Linked DNA regions of Homo sapiens: region 1 is linked to region 2. Evidence: read pairs that join two places in POLR2A ChIA-PET (ENCODE). Cell type or tissue: A673. All regions are shown on one strand. Each heading gives the region's core, and the rest is flanking DNA. Links, peaks and the distances in the headings are about the cores only.

Region 1 (10,412 bases), core at 4,052-6,551, 180 kb before region 2:
TGGACTCCAAAGTGTGCGCTTATCCGGATGTGGATGTGGGGGCAGCCGGGGACAGGGCTGGGTGTGCGTGACTCGGGTGTGCCGGGACCCACAGAGCATATGTGTCCATGCCTGGTGCTGTGACTCATGTCCCTGGGGTGGGCACGCGTGCTGTGTCAGCGGGAGCCGCGCCTCCCAGGGCAGCCCAGAGTTCCAGAAGCCCAGAAGAGGAAGGGTTAAACCTGCCTCTTCCCCCAGCTCCCAGCTGAGTCCAGGGCTGGGATCTCAGGTCCCCTGGGAGGCCCCGCGCGCCCCCCCCCGCCACCCCGCCCCACCCCCGGGCCTGAGATTCAGGGGCTGCTACACAGGAAAGCCGGACTGAGCTGCTCCCCAGCCTCAGTTTCCCTCCTGTTCCTCGGATGCGTTCGCAGGGTGGGTCGGCTTCCCTTCCCTGTGACTCACCCCCTCCCCACAGGCCTGAGTCACAGCTCAGGAATGTGGAGGCTGGGAGGCCCTGTCTACTCCTGCCCCGGCCAGGCCATCCCAGCAGCCCAAAGGCCAGGCCTGGGCCACAGAGGGACATCCCCGGCACACACACCCCGCCACAGGCCACACACAGGTGCACACCCACACCCCTGCTTCGTACCCACTGGACACAAAGTCATACACCATGCACTCGGCATCCGGAGACCCTGCCTGCCACAGGCACACGCAGTAGACAGGCTGGGGACAGGACGGACCCCGACCTGCCCTGGGGTCACACACCTGTTTGCTCTTTCAGTACACAGGATACTGCAGAGACATAGGTGACCCCTTCTGCTGGGGCGCAGACCAGCCAAGCACATGTGGCGGACGTGTAGTGACGTGCACCCATGCGTGTCTGTGACGTGCAGATCAGGTGTCTGTGAAAGGCCCAAGACCCTGCATGGCCCACGGACACCCTAAAGCTGACCGAGGCTTAGGCTCGCCTGCGTGGACGCTGGGGATGCAGCCACCTAGTTTCTGAAACTGGGAAAAGGTCTGGGGGCTCCGGAGCCCCCACCTCCATGCAGCCTCAGATGTTGCTTAGCAACAGATGCGCGCTCTGGGGTAGGCGGATGGATCTCCACCTGGGCCCAGTTCCCTCTCATGGGACTACACGTCCTGTGCCTAACAGAGAGGTCAAAGAGTGGGGATTTCCTGCAAAGCCAACCAGGCTCAGGGTGGCCCTGCCTAGGGTGGGAGGTATCTCCATGGCAACAGTGGAGTGGGACAAGTGGAGAGTATTTCCCCACTCTCCCAGGCAGCTGCAGGGGCTCAGGACCTACGGAGTGCAAGTGAAGACACCTATGTTGCATCTTGCTGGAGAGGCACCTGGCACCTGCCCGCCCCAGCGTGCCTGGAGGGTTCCCACATCCAGACGGACAGACGGGCCAGGGGACACCCGTCCAGGCAGCCATGGCTGCTCAGCCACAGTCCCTGGAGGGTCAGGGGCCCAGCTGTGAGGCAGGCGGTGCCCAAGACGCTCTCTGGACCGCACTGCTTCATCTGAGAGGTGGGCATGCCAGCAGCACCTCCTGGGGTTAGAGGCGCACAGGGAAGACCTGGTAGGAAGTCGGTCAAGGGCAGTTAGCAGCAAAAGACAGCTCCACGCAGCGCCAGGCTTTCCTTGTTGTTTGCTTCCTTGATGTGGCAGTCCACATGGAATCATCCCGTATGCAGGCCGGGAGCGCTGGCTCATGCCTGGAATCCCAGCACTTTCGTTTGAGTCCAGGAGTTTGATACCAGCCGGGGCAACATAGCTAGACCCTGTCTCTACAAAAAAAAAAAAAAAGCAAAATTAGCTGGGCATGGTGGTGCTCACCTGTAGTCCCAGCTACTCAGGAGGCTGAGGCAGGAGGATCGCTTGAGCCCAGGAGTTCCAGCGAGGCTGCAGTGAGCTGTGATGGAGCCACTGCGTTCCAGCCTGGAAAGAGAGTGAGACCCCGTCTCGAAAATACTAATAACTGGGGCCAGGTGTGGTGGCTCACACCTGTAATCCCAGCAATTTGGGAGGCCAATGCGGGTGGATCATTTGAGGGCAGGAGTTTGAGACCAGCCTGACCAACATGGTGAAATCCCTTCTCTACTAAAAATAAATAAAATTGGGCTGGATGCTGTAGCTCACGCCTGTAATCCCAGCACTTTAGGAGGCCGAGACAGGCAGATCACTTGAGATCAGGAGTTCGAGACCTGCCTGGCCAACATGGGGAAAGCCCGTCTCTACTAAAAAAATACAAAAATTAGCCGGGCGTGGTGGCGGGCGCCTGTAATCCCAGCTACTCCAGAGGCTGAGGCAGGAGAATCACTTGAACCCGGGAGGCAGAGGTTGCGGTGAGCCGAGATCGCGCCAATGCACTCCAGCCAGGGCGACAGAGCGAGACTCCGTCTCAAAACAAAAACAAACAAAAATAATAATTGTCCCGTATGCTAACTCTCCTGTTTCATTTGTATTTCCAACATGCACAGAAAGACTTTTGGAAGGCATAGGTTGGGGCTCGCCTGGGAACCCCTCTCCATCCCCCACCCAGACTCCAGCAGGCTGGAGTCAAGCTTGGCTGGGCAGCGGAGGATCACTGGTGCACAGAGGGGTGAGTGGGTGAGTGTCTGTGGCTGGAGGCCCTGGGGGTGTTCCTGCCCCCGCCCAGGCGTGTGTTGGTTGTGGGGGAAGGCTGCTGCCCTCTCTGTATCTGGTCAGGGCCCTCTTTGTATCTGGTGACAGCTGCGGTGTGTGGTGGGACTCTGCAGGCTGGAGTTTTGTTTGGGGAGGCCTTGGCCCAGGCTGAGCAAGGAGGTTCTGTTTGTTTTAGGGTCACACAGTGGATTGAGGTTGGGGACAGGTATATGGGGTGTGTCTGGGGGGGGGGGTTGTGTATCTGGGAGCCTGGCACACCAGCCGCACCCATAAATGCGTGGCCTGTGGAGGGCTGTCCCGGGCGTGCTGGTCGGGGGTGTGGGATGGCTGTGCAGGCCCCTCGTGGGATGGCACCCATTGGTTTTGCTTGCTCTCCCCCAGGGCTGAGTGTGGGTAGCGTCCTGGGTATGGGGCATGTGCCCTCCGTGGAAACCAGCTGTCTCCCTTGCCCCGCTCCACCCACATTCCAGAGGGGTTGGGGGTGCCCTCCCAGGCTCCCGCCCGCTCCTCGACCTCCGACCTCGGCCCAAGCCCACTCTCTCTGCTCTGGCAACCGAGGAGGCAGCTGGCTCCAGGGAGGGACTGCAAGGCGGGGGAGGAAGCTGGAATGTGCCCCGGGGTGAAGGGGGCCCCCAGAGAGGGGGCGGAAGCAGGGGAGGGACGGAGGGGCGGAGATGGTGGTACTGGGTTGGGGAGAGCGCCAGAGATCGGGACAGAAATAGAGAAAGGCAAAAGAAAGAGAAATGGAGGGAGTGAGAACCAGAAAGAGGGTGGAGGCAGGGCCCAGGTGACAGCCTCCCCTCCCCCACCCGCTGGGCTGGGCTGGGCTGCTCACCTGTCCCAAGTGACCCCAGAGGCAGCCAGTTCTCTGCCCTTCCAGGGCTGGGCGGCCCGTGGGTGGGGCTGCACCAGGCTCCTGGGTTGGGCCCCAACGCCCTTGGCCACGGGGTGGTGGCGTCCCCAGCCTCCAGCCCGGTAACTCCCATTCCCATGGTGCTGGGAGAGGAGGGCGGGTGGGGCAAGGCCCTGTGGGGGCGGCTGTGCCCGGGCACTGGCTCAATCCCTCCAACCCAGTGGCTCTAAGCCAAGGGCCTGGCTTCCACTGCTGTCCACCCTAGCCACCTCCCAAGGCAGCTCCAAGGGCGCATTCGGCCACCCCCAGAGGACTCCGGCCTCAAGCCAAAAGCCATGACCTCCACTGACCTTCTCCTGCCCGCCCACAGCTCCGCGTCTCCCCAAGCACCGCTCACCTGTGAGATCACCGCCTGGCAGGGACGCCAGCACGGGCTCCCAGCCACAGGGCAGCTCCCACCCTGCGAACTCCAGCTCTTCCCAGGCCGCTCCAGAGGCCAGGCTGCACAAACACCTTGGCTAGTCTCCCCACCTGGCACAGGCCCTGTTCACTCCAACCACTGCCTTCTCTGAGCACACACCAAGTTGGAGCCCACAGCCAAGCAGCGGGCGGCCACGGGGGATTCCTGCCTCCTGAGTCCTCAACTCTCTTGGCCCGGAGCTCACACCGGCATTTCAGATTTTCTCCTTCCCCCTGTTACCCCCGCCTTGCCAACCACCTCCCTGTGGACCTAAAGCCACCACCTTCCGGGCACACCGTAGTTCCTTTTTCGTCTCTACCTCCCCCAGGGTGAGGCCGCCAGGGTCCCCATCGATCATCGATCCAACTCGACCGCCCCCCAAAGTCCAGGCCACGGGTCTAGCCACCTCCCAGATGTCCTGGCCGCCGCTCCCCCTCACCTGCTCTTCCTCTCTGGTCCCCCAAGTCATCCCTCCAGTGGCCGACTTGGGGAATCACCGTTTAGGGTCCTTGTCAGCCTCGCCTTTCCTCCCATCTTTGATTTTTCTCCACCAACTGACTTCCCGGTTGCCCCCGAAAAGCACTCGGTTTCACGTTTCCGGGCCTTGGCACACGCCGTGCCCCCTACCTGGCGCACCCTTCCCGCTTCCTACAACACTTGGCAAACTCCTGCTCCTTTGGCAAAGCCTCAGCCCCAAAGTCCCCCTCCTCCTAGCCTCCTGTCTGAGCTCCCCCAGCCTAGGGACCGCGGGGAGGCTGGGCCGGGGTCTGGGACGTGCAGTGGTGCAGGGGTGGGGGCAGCAGGAAACGCGTTGGCGTGAAAGGACGGGTGCACGTGAGCGTGCCCGTGCCGGGGGTCCACGTGCGGCGCCCCGGGGCTCGCCCCCTCTTCCGTCCAGGCCCCGCCGCAGCCGTCAGACCCTCGGCTGCGCCTCCCGCCCCCAACTTTGCAGACGCGCGGGGAGAGAGGCGGGGCTGCAGCGCCTCCGCGCTTGCGCCTGCGCACTCGGCGCTGCCGGGCTGAAGTCCCGCCTTCTGGAGGCTTCGTCGCGCTGCTACTGGGGCACGCCGATGAGCGAGCGGTGCGATCACCAATGAGGCTTCCCCGCTGGTGGGCGGGGCCTGGGCCGCGCGACGCGCGGACGGGGGCGGGCAGGGCGCCCTACCCGGGGTGACGTCAGGCTCCTTTCGCGGCGCGTTGCCCTGGAAACCGCGTTTCCATCCCGGCGGGTTTCCGGGGGCCGCCCCCTCCCATTCAGCTTTTTCCTCAATGGTTGGGGGAAGGGAGCGATCCAGGGCCGACCCCGCCCCGCGAGATCCCAGCGGTCCCTGCCCTCTTTGTGCCTCAGTTTACCTCTCCGTGCTTCCCTACGCACACTTGGCCTCCGCCTGCCGCCCCTCCGCCCGCTGCACCCCTGGTTGGGCTGACCCTACCAGGCCAGGGCTCTGAGCCTGGAGCTCCATACCCCACCCCACGCCCCCAGGGCACAGCCTTGACCCCTGGGATCCCCAGTCTGGGGTGGGGGTCGGCATCCCGAGGGGCGGGTCCTGGAGTGCAGGGGACGCGCCCCCCACCCTGCAGGCTACAGACACAGCCCCTGTGATTCAGCAGGTGCTTCAGACAACATCCTCCTTCCTCCTTCCCACCCCGCCCAGCGAGGGGGCGGTGGCGCCCTGGGGCCCTCGCCTTGACCCCAGGCCTGGCGTCGGTGACCCGCACCCCCACCCTGAGCCCCGAGGGGACATCCGCACCAGGGACGGGGCGGGGGGTGGGTGCCGCCTGACTGGGCATCCGCCTTCCTGCCGTGGGCGTGCGATGATTTGGGGTTGACTGGGCGTTGGGAGGGGCAGAGGGGTCTCAGGAAGGTGCTCCCAGGCCACTCTCTGAACCTGTGCCCCTTCCCCTGGGGGCTCCCGGTACTGGGGCCCCTAGAGATGGGATAAGGGGTGGAGGTCACATCATTGAACAAACACCCCAAATCCTCTGGGCCAAGTGATGTTCCTCTTTGGGCCTCTGTTCTCCCATCTATAAAATGGGAGCCCAATTACTTCTCATAGGCAACTCTTGTTACCTGAGGAAATACAGGTTACAAAATTTAAAAAAAGACATGAAATAGTGTTATTGCCTCATCTCTGCCCAGCCCGGACATGGGTGGAGGTGGGACCCCAGAGAGGACTCAGTCCTGGTGAGGCTCACGGGGAGCTCCAGGCTAGGGACAGAGAGAGGGAAGGGTGGGGTCTGCGGGACGGGGTGGACAGGGGTGGAAGGCGCAGGCTGGGGAAGTTCCCAGACAGCAAGGGACAGCCGGACCAGGGGTGTTCCTAGACAGGGGGCAAAGGCCGGGAGGTTTGGAGCTGAAGGCCAGGTCTGGGAAGGGCTGGAATGTCAGGAGGTGTGGCCAGAGAGGCCCCCCAGGGCTGGGTCAAGCCAGGCCTGTATCACCTGCCAGCCCAAGGTACCCTGCGGAGTCCTAGGTCCTCCCAGTCGGCCTGGTGATCTCCCTGCAGCAAGCCACACAGATGTGAGACTCCAGGAAGGGGAGCAGGTGGGTGTGGCAGAGTGGGAGTCCCCGACTCCTGTGGCTGGGGAGAGCTGGTGGTCGCGTCTCCCCCATACTGGCAGGTCCTGAGGGGGCCAGGGTCCTGCCCAGGCCACGAAGCAGGCAGGCAGGCCCTCGCCCCACACCCTAAGGGACTTCCGGCCTTGGGTACCAGGAAGTGGCTGGGCTCCTCCCTCCCACCCTGGCTGCTTCCTGCCCACCCGGCAGCCGGGGAAGGAGCGTGGGAAATTCTCAGGGCCCTGACCCCTGCCCCACCCCCTCTTCGGGGCCTTGGGACCCAGGTCAGTCCCTCTGACTCCCTGAGCTGACATCCCACCCCAGGAACCCTCCCAACCAAGGCCAGATCCCCCCACTAGGCGAGCAGGCGGGAGTCAATGTGTGTTTCATTTTCTGTTTATTACTTGAAATCACGGTGCTCGTGTAGGTTTTTTTTTTTTTTTCAATTTTATGTTTTCATACATGAAACTCACGCCAGGTGCCGGGACCCCCACAGCCCGACCCCCCGAGGGCGGGTAATGCTTTCTTGGGCAGCCCTTACCGGGCAGAGGGTGGCGAGCCGGTTCCTGCCTGGAGGTTCCACCCTCAACCAGTGGAGGCACAGACGTTATTTAAAAATCGTTAAAAAACAAAACAGAACACACATTTAAATAGGTATCCAAGACAGTTCTTCAAAAAACAAACCCGCCCCTTTTACTCCTTTTTTTTCTATTTTTTTTTCTTTTTTTTTTGGAAAAATGAAAACAAAACAAAACCCAAAATCCTTGAGCTCTACCCTCTGGGACCCCTCCCTGCCCACCCTCCCACAAAAAAATTTACAGCGCTACAGTTATAACACGTGATGTTCACATCTGAAACCATTAACTTTCAACACATAAAGGGGGGGAGTTGAGGACCTGGGGTTCACCTACGAGAACAACGGTGGGGGACAGGCAGAGCCAGGACAAGACCGACAGGTGGGGTGAGGAAGGGTCCAGACATCTCCATTATCATTAAAAAATAAAAAGTGAGTGGGGAAAAAAATCCAAAAACTACCCCATTGAAATGGCCCCAGTAGGGGATTTGTCCCTCCCCTCTGGAGACAGACACCCCTAGGGCAGGGGCACTGAGAGGCAGGGGGTCCAAATTAGACCAGCAGCGGACCCCGCCACGGGGGTTAATGCTACACGGAGTTGTCGCCCCCTGCCCAGGGGATTCACAGCTCAGCACCCCCTCCCATCCTCGCTGCAGGAGGGGCCCCCAGACAGTCCCAAATCCACATCCCTCAGGTTGGGCCGGGAAGGAGGGCTCGGAGGGGGGAACTCCCCAGCACCCAGCCATTCTCTCCCCTTTTTCAAGAGTTCCCCAACCACTATTGGCTCAGTCAGAAAATTAATAGTCTATAAATACCCCAAACTCAGGCAGGAGGTCAGAAAACACGGGAGTGGGGGCGGAGGAAACAGCACAGTCCGCCGGCTGGGGCGGGGCGGAGGGCAGGCTGGGGGGGTAGTTCCCCTCTCCCTTCCCGACAGGAAAGGGTGCCATGCCCCTGCACCCAAACCCCATGGGGACCTCAGCCCCAGCCTCTGCTAAAACAGCTTTGCTCTCCTTGTTAAAGAAATGAAGGAAAATGCAAAAAAAAGATCAAGAAAAGAGGATAGGAGTGGAAGAGAAACAGTCCCCTCGTTGGCTTCTGTGACCTGTTGGCTTGCTGTAGCCCAGTGGGCGCTGCTGGCCTGGGGTGGAGACCCCGAAGTCTGCACTGGGGGGTGGGGTGGGTTCTGCGCACTGCGGCCCCTCCCCTCATCTGTAAAGTGCATAATGACATATCGACATTTTTGACTTAAAACCTGAATAGGGTCGGGGGGGAAAGGAGGCGGCGGAAGGGATGGGGCGCGTTTCTCCGTCTCCTTCACTCTCCGCCATCCAGAGAGACTGCTACATATTGGAGCTGGGGAAGGTTGGCAGGGAGGACCGACCTGGCGCAGAGGTGAAAGGAGACAGACGGAGGAGGAGGAGGAGGAGGAAGAGGAGGGCAGGAGTGAAGGGTGAAGGAGGTAGGAAGCAAAGCCCATGAAGAGTCCAGGAAACCACGGTCAGAACTTTTTAAAAAAAGAAAAAAATAATAAAAAAGAAGAAAAGAAAAAAAGACTTCTGGCTGGGGGAGTGGCCGCCTGCCCTCCAGGGCTGGGCCACGTTCTCTCCGGGGCTCTCGGAGTCCCCGCCGCCCTGGGCTGGGGTGCGAGGGGCGAGGGTGGCCGATCCGAAGATCCTAAGCCACCACGAACTCTGACTTGATGTCAGGGTTGACTTCTGGCTTCCACACGGAGTCCTCGAAGTCGAGGCCCAAGCCGGAGGCCTCGCTGGGGCTGCCGCCGCCCCCGCTGCTACTGCTGTCGCTGCGGCCGGCCTTGCGGCTGGGTGACCAGTGGTACGGACCCCGCGCGTCCCGCCGGGCCTTTCTACGGAGCCGTTTCTGCTGCAGAAGCAGCTGCAGCCGTTCCACCTTGCAGCGCGTGGCGCGGTTTTCTGTCTGCCGAAGCCGGTCCCCTGCAAAGGAGGTAGTGGCCTGTGACTCCCAAAGCCTCCACCTGCTGAACACAGAGGACCACCCCAGACCCCAGCAAATGCCCCTGAGGTCAGACACAGTCCTGCCCTCCCTGGAGGGAGGTCAGCAAAGGAAACAGTCAAGGACATCCACCATGCCGGGCACAGTGGTTCACGCCTGTAATCTCAGCACTTTGGGAGGCCGAGGCAGGAGAATCGCTTGAGCTCAGGAGTTCGAGACAGGCCTGGGCAACCTCAGGAGTTCGAGACAGGCCTGAGCCACAGAGCGAGACCCCTCCTCTACAAAAATTACAAAATTAGCTGGGCATGGTGGTGTTTGCCTGGAGTCCCAGCTACGCAGCTGGCTTCTAATTCTCCAGCTCAGCCATGAGCTGGGGAGGTCAGGACTGTCCTGCCTCATTCTTCCTGGAGTCCTACATGGAGGGGGCTTGGCCGCTTCTGTGATCCGAGGGGAGATACTTGGGGGTTGTACCTTGGTTTTTTTTTTTTTTTTTTGAGACGGAGTCTCGCTCTGTCGCCCAGGCTGGAGTGCAGTGGCGCGATCTCGGCTCACTGCAAGCTCCGCCTCTGGGTTCACGCCATTCTCCTGTCTCAGCCTCCCGAGTAGCTGGGACTACAGGCGCCCACCACCACGCCTGGCTAATTTTTTGTATTTTTAGTGGAAACGGAGTTTCACCATGTTAGCCAAGATGGTCTCGATCTCCTGACCTCGTGATCCGCCCGCGTCGGCCTCCCAAAGTGCTGGGATTACAGGCGTGAGCCACCGCGCCCGGCCAGTTTCCCACTTTTAAACTGAGCTGGGAGGAGCCCCCGCGACGGGTGCAGAGCCCAAGGGCAGTACAGTAGCCATCTTCTGGTGAGACTCTGGAGGGAGTAACCCGCCGTTTGGGAGTAGCTGGGGCCAGGCTGGCAGGGGGGTTGTGTTCGCTGCTTTTCCAAGTCACTGAAATGCTTAGGGGTGGGCTCTGGCCCCGCCTCGGCCTGCCAGGCCTGACTTGGCCATTCACAGAGGCACCAAATGCCATCTGGAGATGATGCCCCGGGTGGGGGTGGGGCAGGAGGAAGTGGGCCTGTGGCCCCCCGGGAGCACACAAGGACACTTTGTGCCCTGACACACATGCTGCCTTCTCTCCGGGCTGGAGCAGAGCAGTGGCCACGGCAGCTGCCATCCCCCCCAGCCCCTGGGCAGGTCAGCTGCTCCTGAGCCCACCAGCTCACACAGAGGGGCCTTGAGAAGCCCAGGCGGGCGGGGAAGGTAGGACCCCCGAGGGTGGCCACTCACCCGGGGGCTTGCACATGCGGATCTGGCTCTGGCCCTGCAGCAGGGAGGCTGAGGGGGCAGCCGTGAGCTTCTCGCAGGAGG
Region 2 (7,129 bases), core at 204-2,703:
GCCAGTATTCAGGCCCTGCTGTACTGCACCCTGGAAACTGCACCAAACCCCAGCTCCGCCCCCATCCACGGCTCCCAGAATGGTTTCTGGAGTCCCTGCAACAGACCTGTGAGGAGAGGGCAGGGCAGGGCCTGCCTCCTGCGTCCCCGTGATGACCTGGGGGATGCACTGGGCAGGGACAGCTTCCTCCATCCACACAGCCCTGTGGGCACCAACAAGGCCACTGTGACTTCACACGACAGCAGTGTTCCCCAGCTCAGCTGAGCCGGGGTGCAGGGGACAGCACAGGGCACAGTCCTGTGCCGCAAGGCCCTCGTGCTCCTGGAAGCCTCTGGGAGGAGGCGCCCGCTGGTGGGACGTCGAAGTCCAGGCGCTCTCGGCAGCGACCCCAGGACGGCGCACCTAAGCTATGCCGTGGTGCAGGGGACGTGCTGGAGGGACAGGAGCAGGCAAGAGAGAAGCCACCTGTGGTCCCAGCCCCACCCCAGCTCACACGAATTCCGGCTGCCTTTCCCTGCAGGAGCCCAGTGTCATCCGCCCGCCACGGAGCCTCATGGGGGGCAGTGGGGCCTGCAGCACGTTGTTGGACTGGTTGGTGTTGAATCCTGAGAGCTGCTGGGCCGGGCCGTCCTCGTCCCCGTCCCCGTCCTCCCGGGCTGTGGCCTCCAGCTGCTCCTCACTGCCGCTGTGGCTGCCAGAAGCCACCTCTAGGCTGGCCTCGCTCTGCTGCTGCTCCAGGAAGCTGAGGTGGCCCAGGGCACTGGCCTCCGATGAGGACAGCAGCTCGGAGGCCTCCTCTAGGTCCGAGTCCGAATCGTTGGACACAACTCGGGATTCTAAGAAAGGGAGACAGATGGCGGGGGGAGACAGACAGGAGAGATGGAGGAGAGACAAGGGGAGGGACAGACAGGAGAGATGGGGAGAGACAGGAGAGGGGGGAGAGAGATGGAGAGACAGGAGAGATGGGGAGAGACAGGAGAGATGGAGGAGAGACAAGGGGAGGGACAGACAGATGGAGAGACATGGCGGGGAGGAGGAGAGAGAGACAAGGGGAGAAACGGAAGGAGAGAGGTGTTGATAGGGTCTGGCTCTGTGTCCCCACCCAAACCTCATCTTGTAGCTCCCATAATTCCCACGTGTTGTGGGAGGGAGCTGGTGGAGGATGGTTGAATCCTGGAGGTGCGTCTTTCCTGGGCTGTTCTCATGATAGTACGTGGGTTTCACAAGATCTGATGGTCTAAAAACTGGAGTTTCCGGACACAAGCTCTCCCTTTGCCTGCCACCATCCATGCAAGATGTGACTTGCTCCTCTTTGCTTTCTGCCATGATTGTGAGGCCTCCCCAGCTACATGGAACTGTAACTCCATTAAACCTCTTTCTTTTGTAAATTGCCCAGTCTCAGGTATTTCTTTTTGAGACAGAGTCTCTCTCTCTTGCCCGGGCTGGAGTGCAGTGCCATGATCTTGGCTCAGTGCAACCTCTGCCTCCCCGGTTCAAGTGATTCTCCTGCTTCAGCCTCCTGAGTAGCTGGGATTACAGGTGCCCTCCACCACACCTGTCTAATTTTTGTATTTTTAGTAGAGATGGGATTTCACCATGTTGGTCAGGCTGGTCTTGAACTCCTAACCTCAAGTGATCTGCCTTGTCCTCCCAAAGTGCGAGGATTACAGGCGTGAGCCACCGTGCCCAGCCTCAGGTATTTATTTATCAGCAGTGTGAAGACAGACAACACAGGTGTCCCATAACTAGATGCGGCACTCGGCCAGCTGCCTCTGACAGGTGGTGCTGGCCCCACGTGGGTCAAACTCCCAGCCCCACGCCCTTCTCTAGAAAAACGGGCTCCTGCAGGAAAGGCACTTAGCCTGACCTGGTGCACCTGGAGCCTCACAAGGCATCAGCCCCACGTTCACGTTACTGGTTTCTGAGTGCGGGGTAGGCACCTCAAAAGGCACTGCCTTGCCTGTTTTTGCAGCCGGTTAAAGGACACTGAATGAGTAGCTCATAGGTGTGGTCTCCGTGGCAGACGAAATCCACAGAATGTGCAGCACCGTGGACCCTGCCACGTGTGTACAACTAGGTCATGGCACCTGCGCCCATGGGTGGCACACGCCAGCCTCCCTTGGGGCCGTTCGGGCAGCCACACACTCACCTCTGCACCCGTCCGCCGCCGCCTCCTGCAGCGGGTAGACCACCGCCTCGCCCGCCTCCAGGTACGGCACCTGGACGACTACCTCAGCTCGCTGGTTGGATGACTCGTCCTGCAAGTGCAGAACGGAAGTCATAGAGGGGCCGGGGCTCCATTTTCCATGTTATAAATTAACAAACCCACCCACACAGCCCGTAACAGCTACTGACACCCGCTGTTGCCCAGGCGGTCTGTCCTCAGCCAAGAGCAAACCCGAGAAACCGCAGCCCCTAAACACCCAGGGAAGATGGATTGAAAGAATACGAGACGCCGCGTGCAGTGGCTCACACCTGTAATCCCAGCACTTCAGGAGGCCAAGGGGGGTGCGGATCACTTGAGGTCAGCAGTTCGAGACCAGCCTGGCCAACAAAGTGAAACCCCATCTCTGTTAAAAATACAAAAATTAGCCGGGTGTGGTGGCCGGCGCCTGTAGTCCCAGCTACGCGGGAGACTGAGGCAGGAGAATCGCTTGAACCTGGGAAGCGGAGGTTGTGGTGGGCTGAGATCGCCCCATTGCACTTCAGCCTGGGCAGCAGGAGCGAAACTACAACTCCCAGAAAAGAAAATCTGAAGCGGGGAATTGACCTCGCGGCGGAGTGCAGTGGCAGCTCGGGCAGGCTGTGGACACCGGGCCAGCGTGGAGCTTGTGGCTGCAGGCAGCACCGGGATGGGAAACGGGGAAGGAAGCTGGGGGTGAAGGGTGAGGCCCAAGGCCAGCCCCAAGGGAGAGTGGAGGGGCGGCCGCAGAGCCTTTGCACCTCTGCCAGATTCAATGCAGACCTCGCTGAGTTTTTTGCATAAAAGACACAAAAAGACAGTGGCCTCCCGAACAGCCCTGTCCAAACCAAATTATCTCCCTGTGGTTCCTTGGGCTTCATCCGACAACGACTGTCCCCAGCAGCGCCCCCTGCTCCCCAAGCCCCGAGTGGCCAGCCCCGGTCAGGCCCACACCCTCACCTGGCCCCCGGGGGTCTCCTCCGGCTCCTCCTCGAAGACCAGGCCGTAGTGGACGATGAGAGTCTCGATGACGCGGGCCTGATGGGGATAATCCACCAGGGAGGAGAGGGACACGGTGGCCTCGGTGGGCCGTGGCCGAAGCAGCGTGGGCCCGAACACGATGCCCAGGTTCCCGGGGGTCATCTTGTTGTCCTGCTCCACCTCCACGATCCTGCGGGGTGGGCAGGGGCCAGGTGCTGAGCGGCTCCCGGGACCCCGCGCCCTCCACTCCATATGCCGGGACTCACCTGCGTAGGTGACGCAGCAGGTACTGCAGCGAGGCCCGGTTCTCAGGCGGCAGGTCCCGCAGGAGCTCCCGCAGCCGACCTGCCAGGGCCACCGCCACTGCCTCGCTCTCCGAGCCGTCCTGCCGGCCCCGGGACGCCGCCTTGGCCTCGGCCTCTGCCTTCAGGCTGTCCTTGGCCAGCCCTACGAGCTCGTGGTAGAGGCGGAAGGAGATGAGCGGCTCGGGAAGCTGCGCAGAGTCAAGGGTCAGCAGGTGTTGGTGGGCCTGGCCCAGCCCCCACGTGTGCCTGCCACGCCCCCAGCCTCAGCCCCACCCCCACAGAGCACTGGCCACACCCCACCGAGCTCGGGTTCCACCCAGAGCGGCGTCAGTCCCCTTTCCCAGCCCAGCGTGAGCCCTGCCCCTCCTACCCGGGCCACGCCCGCAGCTCCACTCCCTTTCTCGCTCTGGCCACGCGCGCCCCGCCCTGCAGGTACCCTAACGAGCTCCGGCTCCACTCAGCATAGTCTGACCCCTTCCCAACCACCTGCGAAGTGCTGGTCCCACTCCCATCCCAGCCCAGCTCCGCCCTTCCCCAGACATGACCACGCCCCTAGCCCCAGTCCCGCCCTTCCCCGGGGATGACCACGCCCCTGGCCCCAGCCTCGCCCCACCAAGCCCAGGCCCCACCGCCAGCCCCGCACTTGTCTAGCCTCAGCCCCGCCCCTAGCCTCATACGGGTCCCTGCCAAGCGCTGAACACGCCCATCTTGCTCTGGCCACGCCCCACCGAGCCCCGGCCCCGGCCCCGCCCCCGCACAGCGTCAGGTGTGCCTCTGCCGTGGCCACACCCCTGCCACGTGCTGACCAAGCCCCACCCCGCCCCTCCTGTCCCTGTCCGTGCCTCGGCGCAGAACTGGCCCCGCCTCGCTCCTACCGTGACCACGCCCCCAGCCTCAGCCCTGCCCTGCCAGGCACTGTCCCGCCCACCCTGTCCTCCCCAGGCCCCCGCTTGCGCCAGTCCTGCTCCAGCTCAGTCCTGCTCCAGCTCCCGGACCCCCACCCCGCCTCCTCCTGCCTGGCTACGCCCCTTCCAGGCTCTGCCTGGCCACCACCGGTGGGTCTCACCTGACGCAGGTAGAGCTTGAGGACGTTGCTGATGTCGTGGGGCGAGGCCTGCGACAGCTCGACCAGCTCCTTGCCGTTCTCGAAGGCCTGGCACAGCTTCTCCACGCGTGTCTTTACCCCATTGACCCGGTAGATGCCCTGCGGGAGCCCGGGGGTGGGGAGGCCCATCAGCCTCGGCCCACTCCCGCCTCCTCGCTGTGAGCCGCTTCCTCCCCCGCCTCACCTTGGTGCGCAGCGCCCGCCGCTCGATCTCGCAGACGCACTTCTTGACGATGAAGGGCACGCCGTCGGGGGCGCTGCGGGCCGCGTGGCTGAAGTCCTGGCCGAACAGCTGCAGGCGGCCTTGCAGCTTCTTGTGCCCGCACTGTATGGCCAGCGTCTCCAGACATTTCTTGTGGCAGGCCAGGCAGCACTGGGGGCGGCCAGAGTGAGTGAGCCCAGCCCCGGGGCGCCCAGCTCAGCGCAGCCCCCAGCGGCTCCACCCCACCTCCCCGGGGCGCTCACAGCCCCCACACGGCAGCTTCTGCAAACACAAGCTGGACAGTGGCTCGTGGCTTCCACCCCAGGGGTGATCCCGCCTGCCCTGTGGCCTCCTCTCCTTCCCGCCCCTTGGTTTTCTGGACACAGCTCCAGGGCCTTTGCCCTCCAGGTCTTCTGGCCACAGCCCCAGGACTCTTCACCCTCCAGGTCTGCCCCCTGCCTCGCTGCCTCAGAGAGCCAACCCTGCTCCCCAGAACTAAAAGAGCCCACCCCACCCCCTCCGTTCGCTTCCTTCCAAAGGCGTCCGACTGCTCCCTGCTCTGGGCCGGACATTCCTGAGGGCACACAGGCCGGCGGTGCTGGGCACCCCAAAGGCTCCCGAAGGCTCCCAGCTGTCCGTCGGGGCGTCCCACTCACCTCTTCACACTCAGCACCCTGGAAGTAGACGTAGCTGTTGCACTCGCGGCACTTGGCGGGCGTGCGGAGCTTCCGGAGCCGGTGAGTACGGGCCGCCTTGGACAGCCCCTCGTGGCGGAACGGTCCACTGGGCACGGCCACCGGCAGCTCGGGGGTCATGCCGTTGAGGTCAGCTGCGGGCAGCACAGGCAGCCGGTGTCACCAAGGCAGCTCAGGGCCAGGCCCATGGACTGTGTCCAAACCCCCCTCTCTCTCCAGCCCCGTCAGGGGACCCTCACCCTGCTCAAAGGCTGAAGCCCCGGCTCCACCGTCTGGGTCCACCAGCTCCTCCGTGGACGACATGGTACCACTGGATGACGTCCGCTCGAACTTCTTAAAGTCCCCTGGGCGGGAATCAGGACTGTTCAGACTCCCCCAGCCAGGGGGGCCCCCTCCATCACCCCGGTGGGTGATGAAACCCTGAGGCTCAGGAGAGGAGGCAGCTCCACACCCCAGCCCGCCAGAGAGCCTCCCTCACCTGCGCCAGGGCCGGGGTCCAGCCCACTGTCCGAGTCTGAGATCGAGAGCGGCCATGACTTGTGAACCTGGTGTCCTCGCCCGGCTGGAGAAAGAGGCGTCTCTGGTGAAGGGCCAGGGTGGGTCGCAGGGAGCCAGCGTCCGCCCCTGGGCCCCGCCGGACACTCACCCCTGTGGTCCTTGGCAGGTGTGCCCTCAGTGCACCCGCCTTCTTCTGGGGGGCTCCCGGCAGCCTCCGGCCGCGCCACATCACTCACGTTGAAGCTGCTCTTCCGGGCACGCATGACGGGGGACCTAGTGGAAGAAACCGGGAAAAGGAGGGGAGGTGATGGGGGGCAAGACAGCTTCATCTTCATGCCCCCGACAGAGGGAAGCCCGGCTCCCAGGCAGGGCCTTGTGCGCCGGGGACAGGGCAGCTGGGTGGCGGTACCAGGCGTTGGCGGAGACGTGGGGCTCAAAGTCGTAGTGCACATCGGGCTCCTGGTCCCGCTGCAGCTGGCGCACGTGGGAGGCGTACTGCTGGCCTGGGTCATACAGCTTGCTGCTCTCACACAGCATCTGGAAGTGCACGGGCAGCGGCGCCGTCTGCATATGCATCATCTGGTAGTAGGAGATCGTGGCCTGCGGGCGGCACCGGAGAGCGGAGGGGTCAGGAGGAGGCCGCCCGGTCCACCATCCCCGCCCGGGCGGCCGGAGCACCCCACGCACCGACTTGATGGTTTGGTCGCTCTGCCGGATGACCTCCTGGATCTGCCGCAGCGCCGTCACCTTGGTATCCTCCAGCTCCTGCTTCTGCGTCTTCGCGTCGGCCACGCAGGTGCGGTAGGTGGCCATAGCTTCCTCCGCCTGCGGTGGGGGCGGGGCGCACAGAGAGAGGCCTCAGCCCGGGGTGCAGGACTCAGACAGAAACCTCAGGGAGGCGGGGCTGACGCCTGTCATCCCAGCGCCTCGGGAGGCCACAGTGGGAGACTTGCTTGAGGCCAGGAGTTCGAGACCAGCCTGAGCAACATGGTGAGACCCTCCCCATCTTTTTTTTTTTTTTTTTGAGATGGAGTCTTGCTCTGTAGGCCAGGCTGGAGTGCAGTGGTACGATCTCAGCTCACTGCAACCTCCACCTACCGGGTTCAAGCAATTCTGCCTCAGCCTCCCAAGTAACGGATTACAGGTGCCCCCCACCCACCA

What was found. Peaks named below come from ENCODE experiments on the same cell type or tissue, not always from the same donor. Only the 100,000 strongest peaks of a DNase experiment are listed, where the experiment ranks them.
Region 1: POLR2A ChIA-PET joins it to region 2 with 14 read pairs; 30 of 35 experiments call an interaction of 5 or more read pairs at or near these places.

What each region holds. Positions count from the first base shown.
Region 1 is chr19:1,255,614-1,266,025 of GRCh38, reverse strand. LOC105372236 (a long non-coding RNA gene) reads left to right here. Exons shown (of 3, transcript XR_936233.3): 1 at 1-1,513; 2 at 2,467-2,596; 3 at 3,856-4,232. MIDN (midnolin) reads right to left here. Exons shown (of 9, transcript NM_001388306.1): 8 at 10,332-10,412; 9 at 6,883-9,031. The coding sequence ends at 8,754. It also overlaps LOC107985303. Among named protein-coding and RNA genes, the nearest start is that of CIRBP, 8.5 kb to the left of the region's middle. RefSeq lists enhancers at 2,436-2,485, 3,806-4,115, 4,206-4,385, 4,426-4,655, 6,306-6,465 and 2 more and silencers at 4,696-4,935, 4,946-5,865. In A673, for the core only: a CTCF peak has its summit at 4,426; DNase peaks (open chromatin) are centred at 4,451 and 5,025; H3K4me3 peaks cover 938 bases; H3K27ac peaks cover 2,301 bases.
Region 2 is chr19:1,079,367-1,086,495 of GRCh38, reverse strand. It overlaps ARHGAP45 (Rho GTPase activating protein 45), which reads right to left. Exons shown (of 23, transcript NM_012292.5): 12 at 6,656-6,793; 13 at 6,378-6,568; 14 at 6,117-6,241; 15 at 5,949-6,032; 16 at 5,710-5,814; 17 at 5,432-5,604; 18 at 4,758-4,946; 19 at 4,535-4,672; 20 at 3,430-3,656; 21 at 3,143-3,353; 22 at 2,150-2,258; 23 at 1-836. The coding sequence ends at 490. Among named protein-coding and RNA genes, the nearest start is that of POLR2E, 12 kb to the left of the region's middle. RefSeq lists enhancers at 107-606, 3,596-3,765, 4,230-5,105, a cis regulatory region at 3,680 and a silencer at 3,940-4,429. In A673, for the core only: no CTCF peak of the experiment used is centred there; no DNase peak of the experiment used is centred there.